2 separate regions of the Mus musculus genome follow, and region 1 is linked to region 2. The links are chromatin loops, found by intact Hi-C in ENCODE. Cell type or tissue: left cerebral cortex. All regions are shown on one strand. Links, peaks and the distances in the headings refer to the core of each region. The heading gives the core; the rest is flanking DNA.

Evidence for each region. Peaks named below come from ENCODE experiments on the same cell type or tissue, not always from the same donor. Only the 100,000 strongest peaks of a DNase experiment are listed, where the experiment ranks them.
Region 1: a loop joins it to region 2, with 8 times the contacts of the local background. A loop is called at or near these places in 1 of 42 quality-filtered maps.

Annotation. Positions count from the first base shown.
Region 1 is chrX:129,945,239-129,949,659 of GRCm38, forward strand. The region is part of intron 9 of Diaph2 (diaphanous related formin 2); the gene reads left to right. Among named protein-coding and RNA genes, the nearest start is that of Diaph2, 200 kb to the left of the region's middle. In left cerebral cortex, for the core only: no CTCF peak of the experiment used is centred there; a DNase peak (open chromatin) is centred at 1,870.
Region 2 is chrX:130,159,982-130,164,402 of GRCm38, forward strand. All of the region lies in intron 22 of Diaph2 (diaphanous related formin 2), which reads left to right. Among named protein-coding and RNA genes, the nearest start is that of Diaph2, 410 kb to the left of the region's middle. In left cerebral cortex, for the core only: no CTCF peak of the experiment used is centred there; no DNase peak of the experiment used is centred there.

The DNA.
Region 1 (4,421 bases), core at 283-4,282, 210 kb before region 2:
GGAACTGAATTGCAAGCAGGCCACGTAATCAATCCTCTTAGAACCACACATCCCTTATGATTTAGAATGACGGCTTGAACTTATGGCTTTGGGATATAAGCATCTCGATATATATTGTATGCTCATTATAGTAGCACATCCATATTAACGTGCCATTGTCATTGTAGAATAGTTTACCCCAGACAATGAAACACTGCTGACATTCTCTGGCCTTCATGGTGCTGCACAGAATAGAATGATTAAGTAGCAAGTGTTTAACAAGTACCATATGGAGAAATTATAGACATCTTGCTAAATATTCAAGAAATTGTTGAATACTGATTACAGATGCAAACATATGCAAACTACAATTTGAAATTTCCTATTTTAATGAGCTACAAAATTTAGTAATTTATTATATACAGAGCCTAGTACTCTCCTAAGAATTGTGAAGTAGGTTTATTAGGCATATTTAATGTGAATGAGGAAATATCTTCTAAAAGTTATAAAATATGTTCAGAATAGTGAAATTAAAAACAAAAGTTAAAATCTGTTGTTTAAAATGTAATTCGTGTTGTATTTTAACGGAATTACTTTTCTATTTTGGTAGTATCCTGAGACTTCTTATTAGAATGTCATGAAGTAATTCTGTTAAAATACTGAACTAATTATATTTTAAAGTAACTTCTTACAGATGTTTTCAAGCTCAACTATGATAGGATTTTCATTATTTTCAGTGGTTGAAGAAACAGGTCGACGATAAATCACATCCACACATGTGCTCTCTTCATTGCCTTTCCTTCTGCTTATTTGCACTGTTCAGCCTCCCACACTTTATTTCCTTCACTTCAACTTATTTACAGTTGCTGGCCTCTCATCTTCCTTTTCATTTCATAGTACTCATCTCTAGAAGAATAATCTATATTTATTTTCTCTGTTTTCTAACTTCCCTCTCACAACTGAGTTTTCTCACAGTTCCAATATTAAAACAACAAACCCCAAAACTTTAATGATGGTCTAATTTCAAAATCCAATGATTTCCTAAGTCGTGGCTACTTGTCATCATTGATCAGCATGTCCTCCTTGAAAATTTTGTTTTCTTTGCTTCTCTGGGCGCCATTCTTTTTGCTTGGCCTCTGAATACTCCAGATTATTCTGTTTTTAGTGAATTTTTTTCTTGCCTTTCCAGGGACATTTTGCCTATTTTCTATCATTCATCTTCGCCAATTATCATTTTACATCCATCTACTTATACATTGATATATTTATATGCATTAGCATTTCTGTGCTCACAAATATACAGGTTTATCTTCTCCATGCATATTTTCACTGTAGCTTAATAATTAACTGATTTCCTGCAAATCACCTGATAAATGTGAAGGGCACATTTCTCTCCCTACTCAAATTCATGTCTTTGATGTGGACCCCTACAAGTTACAAATTTAAAATATCCTTTTTAAATGATATACCACATAATATTCCAAGCAATTTACATATGTTAGCTCATTTAAATTCTCAGCAAATCTGAGAAGTATAGAAGTAGTACCCAATTAAGCGATATTTGAAGTTGGCCTTGAGGGAGAAGAATGTCACTGATACTGTGCTAATAGAGAAACAATATCCAAAGATTCTGGGAGGGAAGCAAAACTTGTAATAGGTGAAAATAGAAGCTCTATCCATAGTCTGTCACTGAATTTTCAAAAGAAGATAGAAGACAATACAGACATCCATTTGTGTGGATGTGTGTACACACATATACATATATTCAAAAATTTGCACAAAAGACTTGTCTTTCCATTGTAACAAGATAAATTCTGAATTGAAGTATCCCTTAATTTTTCAGTCTGTTTCAAAGTTGAGTAACGGTATTTATTTTTGCAGTGGTATAAAAAGCAGCAGCTTTGGCATGAGCGATCAAAACTTTGTAAATGCCTCTTCTCTTCTTACATAATACTATGCTCCTCTTCTTTTTCTTCTGTTTTATCTCCTTTGTTCTTTATTTTTCTGATTGCAAGAGTTTATTTTATTTTACAAATTAGCTTTTAAAAAATAACGATAAATCTGAGGAGAATGGCAACCCTGTAGGAGGACCAGCAGTCTCAATTAACCTGGAGCACCAAAATCTCTCAAACACTGGACCAGCAAACAGCCAGCATCCACCAGCTGATATGAGGCCCCCAACACACATACAGTTGAGGACTGCCGGGTCTGGGTTCAGTCAGAGAAGATGCACCTAACCCTCAAGAGACTGGAGACACAAGGGAGATTAGAGGGGGTGGTGACATTCTCATGGAGACAGGGGCTAGGGAGGAAGTGTGGGATGTGGAACAGTCGGAGGATATACAAGCAGGAGATAAAATCTTGAGAGAGAAAAATATAATTAATTAATTAAAAAATAATGATAAATATTATTAATTTGGTTCACTATAGAATTTCCATACAAATTTTATTTTTGCCCATCCTCCATCTCTGCTTCTCTCCCCTTCCCTCCTGCTTGTATCCTATGGTGATCTCCTTTGTCCTCCTCCATATCTCTCATGCAGCATATTTCTGAGTTTAGGATCCATGTTCCCATGTACATCTATGGAAATGAAAATCCAAGGTTTATGAGAGAAAATTTTTGCTTAGGACCTTTAGCTCTTTATTTTTCTCCTTTTGATTATGTGACCACTGTCTTTCCCATCCTTCTGAGTTCCGCTCTTTGCTTTGCTAATCCTTTCAAGCACAGAATGTTTAAGTTCTGCATTGCCTTTAACTCTATGTCTCAGCCTGTTCTAGTTTCTTTGCTTCCCTAATCTAATTCTATTTCCCCCATGGCCTAATATTTTCTTGTATTCCTTATCATTATGTCTCAATTAACAAACGCCAGAAATGTAATAGTTGGCTTTAAATTCACTTTAACAATATACATACTGCAATCCTAATGTCAGATCATGGTAGATGCTACTTAGCTATTTTTGTACTTATTTCTAGGCATAGTAGCTCTCTGTCATTGCTCTGCTGCCAATTGTCTTGTTTTGTTTTGCTTTGCCTTTTGTTTTTTGTTTTCTGTTTTGTTTGTTTTTATTACTTCCAGGGCATTCATTCTCCTCTTTATTTTAGACTTTGTTCTGATTTTTTAAAAAGAATTTTTAACCTTCATTCTAACCCTTTCAATCCTCTTCCACAAAGTAATTGTGCTGACATATAGGTTTGTTACATCACTGCTTAAAATCCTTCACAGAATTGTTATGACCTAGGGTTAAAATCTAGTCCTTGTGTCCTTTCTTCCCAAATGAATAAATAAAAGCACACTTCATCATTTGCCTACTGCTTTTTCTCTAAGTGCATAGTTCACTATTCATCTGAATATACTTTCTGATGTAGTCATAGTCATACTATGCTGTGCTTTATGAACATGTTAGACAATTTCCTCCTTATACCTCCATACCTTTGTACATAAATACATTCTGTTGCCTGGAAATTCTTCTCCATTTCTTTTGTTAATTAACTTGCACTGTACATTTTTTTCTAGTTCTTGGTAGGTACTTATTTTCATGTACACCATCTTTTTCCCTAACTCCAGCTGTGGCTAGGATAAAGAAAGACCTTGTTAATGTCAACAGAGTAGTTAATAAGGTCAAATGTGTGACAGTGTCAATAAAATTTTAAAAGCACAATTTATCACATCTAATGGCGATATGGATAATCTGTCTGAGAATGCCCTAGAGTTGGCAATTACTGTACTTTATAACTCTATGACTTGTGATCAAACAGGCGGACAAATGTTTGCAGGTTTTGAAGCCTGTTCGTTAAATAAAAACTTCTTTTATTTTCTAGCTCTTTTGCTAAGATACTCATAGAATTCCATTTTTATTAATTTATTTTATATGCATCCACTCAGTTATAAACATATAGTTTATGATATCTGTTAAATGCATATGAATAAAATGTAGATAATATAAAAATTTTCTGGGTCAAAAACAAGTTAATACAAACACACTGCTTATTTTCACTGGTTTAAAATTGGAATTATGGTCCTATTCCTGCACATTTGTATTTAATGGAAAAATTTACTGACTTCCTGTGTTTTTTATTAAATATTTGTTTCTCATTGATGTTTTTATTACAAAACAGAAACAAACATGGGAGACCCATTTAATAGTTAAAGGCATTTTAAAATGCAATTCTTCAAAACAGAATCTGCATATTTGAATTTGTGAAAGTCAAGTACATTTTTATTCTTTCTGGTATGAAGTGAAGGTAAATTTTATTTACCATGGTGCATTAGCACATTATAGTCTGTGTAAACACTCCAGTAGTACAATAACAGTTTCTATTCCCCTGTTTTTGGCTTATTAGCCACGTGACCTCAGAGAGATTGCCTCACTTTTATAGTTTTTTTTAAAAAATTTATCCATGTATGAACCCGTTGGACTAAAGTATTTTAGGTTGTTTACTTC
Region 2 (4,421 bases), core at 288-4,287:
CATATATAAAGATGTGTATTTTTATAAAAGTTGTGTGGGTTCTATTGAAAATTATTGGTTTGGTTATTTTAAATTTGCTTTTATATCACATGTAATGTATTAACCTAAAACATAGACTGAATTTCACAAAGGCATCTGTCCTCAGAATCCTTCAGGACTTTGAATTTCTTGATATTCAAATTCAGAAACCAGTCTGCAAACTGGTTTAGAAAATGCATTTTTTTATCTAGATTATAATGTAAGTGAAGATCTACTGAAAGAAACGTGAATAAAAAATCCTAACTTACATAGAAAATGTTAGCATTCCATCTATAAGATTGATATGTAAATCCTATTTACAGTGTGTCTGTTTAAATATTTAACAATTGTATTTTGTTTTATGAATGTTTACTGTAACTGACCTGTGTGATTGAGCCTCCTTGATTTTCTGATGATTATTTCCATTTTAAGACATAAAAAAATTTATTGCTGTTCTCTAGTATTCCCAAAAACTCTTAATAAGTTCTATTATTTCTCTTTGATATAAAGTGCCATTGCCTGCTCATACCTTTGTGTGTGGATGAAGTTCTAGGCATCAGATCTAGGACCTCACACTAGTCAACATCTCCAGCTAACATTTTTTGTATTGTTAAAAACCATTTACTTTCCCCAAATATAAACTCAAGTCTCATAGGCTATTGTCATTTTACCCAGTTATATTTATAATTGTTATGAATAGAGAGGGTTTCCACCAAACCTAATCACAGTAATTTCTAAGAGAAAATATGGTTTCCTTATTCCAAGTAATTGTGCCTTCTTACACATGGGATAGTATTTAAATTTTTTAAAATAATAAACATTTAGAGAACAGTGAAAGAATCAAATATTTAGGAGGCAAAGTAGATTATAATATAAATATTCTAGGAACTATAAAAGCAGAGACTCGGCAGCATTGGCATATGCCTTTAATTCCAGTACTCAAGAGACAGAGATAAGAGATTAAGTGAGAGAGATAGAGACAGACAGACAAATAGACAGACAGGAAGAGAGAGAGAGAGAGAGAGAGAAAGAGAGAGAGAGAGAGAGAGAATAAATTTACTGTACTTCAAATGTCTGAATGAATAGAAGAAAGACATAAGAAGAAACTGGTTAGAATTATTAAGGGAATGACCTTTCTATCATAAATTTGATAGTGGCTGATGAAATGTAAGACTCTCAAGTGAACACTGAATTATGAAATGCATGATATAATTAGAAACATGCCAGGACATGTTTGGGAACAGTAAAAGATAAGCATGTATTTGAAAGAATGTAATGTCAGTGTATTGGCAGTAGATGAACTAAATGGATTTTGATTTAGTAGCCTAGAGTCAAAACTTATTCTATATCACCTCTACATTGTCACAGCTATATGAACAATCATAAATCCCAGTCATATAGTTTACTGATACAATTATCTAAAGAACACGAATCATGAGAAGTGTGTGTGTGCTTGTATAGATGCATGTATTTTTATGTGTGTGTGTATGTATGTATGTGTATATATATATATATTTATATATGTATGTTTACCAAACTATATATTAATATCATATAGTATATATGTTAATATATTATATTCATATATGTGCACAAAATCTATAATAATATATGTTAATATAACATATTAACATATTAATATGCATGTTCATATGCTATATACTGCATATTAATATATGTTAATGTATATTTTACATGATATCAGTATAAAAACTATGCTAATATGCAATCAGTCATGTAATATAATTACCCTTAATATAACACCTCAATATTATGAGGTGGCTATAAGACTTGCAAATCCATTATAGTATTATGAATCAACATGATATGTGAATTTGTAGGAATTTTTCTATGTATCCATTCATTATTTATGAGACCCCATACTATATACTATAAGTAACAAATCACTCTAACAGTAACATCTTTGTTCAATCTATTCAATATGTATTTCCATATTCTGACTGTATATAATGCACTATGGTAAGCCTATTGAATAATAAAAAAAAATACTCTTACCTTTAATCAGGAAAAAAGAACATGATTTTCTTGATAAATATCATTGTAAAAGATTACATTAGGTTGACTTATAACCAAGATAAAGATGTTAAATAATTATCTCAAATATAGGTTTCAGTTTATTAGCTGTCAAAGACAGTGAGGCTTCACTTGTATGAGACTTTTTGTTAGAGTCTCACCATTACAAAAGAAAAGGATGAACCTAAGTATTAAAACAAAACAAAGTGACATTACCTCATGGAACTTTCTGAATTTGGAGAGTACACAGACTCATGCTTGACACCCATACTGAGGATTCTGTCATTCCAGTTTGAAGGGTTCCATTATCCTCTTCTGACTTCCATGGGCTCCTGCATTCATATTGTGCATCTATATATATATATATATATATATATATATATATATATATATATGCACTCAGATATATACACATAGACAGATAGATAGATAGATAGATAGATAGATAGATAGATAGATAGATAGATATTTAAAAGAAGTAGTAATCTGAAAATGGACTGGTAGGTAATATAATCATATAAAATTATACAGTTGAGATCCAACTTTTAAAGGACCCATGCAAAAGTAATGATTCTTCAATTATTTGTTGCCGCATAGTGAGTCCAAATTTATGATAGAAAATTCAGCAGTATTTTTTCTACCTAATATATAAACTTTAACTACTTTGAGCCCTTGAGTCTCAAAATGATTGAGGTCATATACTAGACTCAGTGTGTACAGGAGAAAATTTGAAAATATTTTTATGAGGAAAAAATTCGTGTGGAAAATGAAATCTGTTGATATATGATAAGAAAGACAAGGGATAAAAAATACCCAGTGCTGCTTGTTGCTCTGCTGCTACTCATTAGTGTTTGCTTATTTTTTTTTCCCCTAAGATCATACCCTTTGTTAGGCAGCAATATTCTGCTAATGGAAAAAAGAAATGAGCAGTTTACAATTATTTAAATAAGTCATAGTTTTGCTATTTCTAAAAAGTAGTAGAGAGAACTCTTCCCCTTAAATGAATAAAAATCTCAAATAAAATTAGAATCCTCGTACCTCTCTAGTCATTAAAGGATGACATTACCAACAATTTACAGAGAAGAATCTATCGAAATGCAATAAAATGAGATTATCTTGGCAAAATTGAGATTTCTCTTTCTATGTCATGCTAGAATTGTAACTGAGAGCTGGCCTTTATAAGATCAACGAAGAATCTCTGTATGAATCATGACTTGCATATTTTTTTTCCATTTTTTATTAGGTATTTAGCTCATTTACATTTCCAATGCTATACCAAAAGTCCCCCATACCCACCCACCCCCACTCCCCTACCCACCCACTCCCCCTTTTTGGCGACTTGCATATTTAAAGAAGTAATTTAAGTTGTAGTTTATAATCCACACCACACAGAGAAAGGAGTATACTACAGACATACTTTGATTCATGTATGTAAAGGAGTACAGTTTAACACTTCTTTCTCCAGAGACAGCAAGGTTGCTATATAGTGTTGATAAAAACTACTTTCATTTTTTGTTCACCATGGAAATAATGGTTGATTTTTATATTTAGGCAACATGTAGGTTTAATTAACTTAGCAGTTCCATAGTAATCTGTAGTACTTACTTGTCTTCTATCTTAAAAATATTTTCATTTGTGTTCAAGTAATTAATCACATTCATTAGTGTCTAATTAAAGTCAAAAGCCTATGGTAGCTATTGGGACTTCAGATATAGTACAAGGCTTCAATTTTACATCATCAAATCAAGATGTGATATGGTGACATCATTGTTCTAAGAGTTATTTTTCCTTCAAGTTATTATGTTTATGGACTAAAAATATGGGGACCAGCTTTAAGAATCTAACAGTTAACCAAAAGAATCTAACAGATAATTGTAAGCATCAGAAAAGTGCCACTCCCAATAAAATGACAAAGACAGATGCCAATTAAACTATCATGATGGAACAAATTGAATTATATTATCAGCAGACCCTAATAAAAACTGTGTGTGTGTGTGTGTGTGTGTGTGTGTGTGTGTGTGTGTGTGTGATTTCTTAAAAGATGGACAACAAAGACTGTTGGAGAAATAATGATCTGTGCTTCTTGTTAGCTTGTTAGAACTAATTAACAATATGTTTTAAAAATATAAATAGCAAAGCCTAGCTATCCAGTTTTAAGTGACGAGATCAAGAATACCACAATAGAAAAAAAAAGACAATTAAATTAGATGCCAAATTCTGAAGGAAAGTGGTCTTCTAAACTTCCATATTCAATTTATGAATCTGTAAGTCAATGTGTAGTTGACATAAGAATGGAAGATTTCTTTAAGAGGTTGTTGTTTAAATATAGAGATGTTCATCTTCTATATTATAACAAAATCCTTTATCAA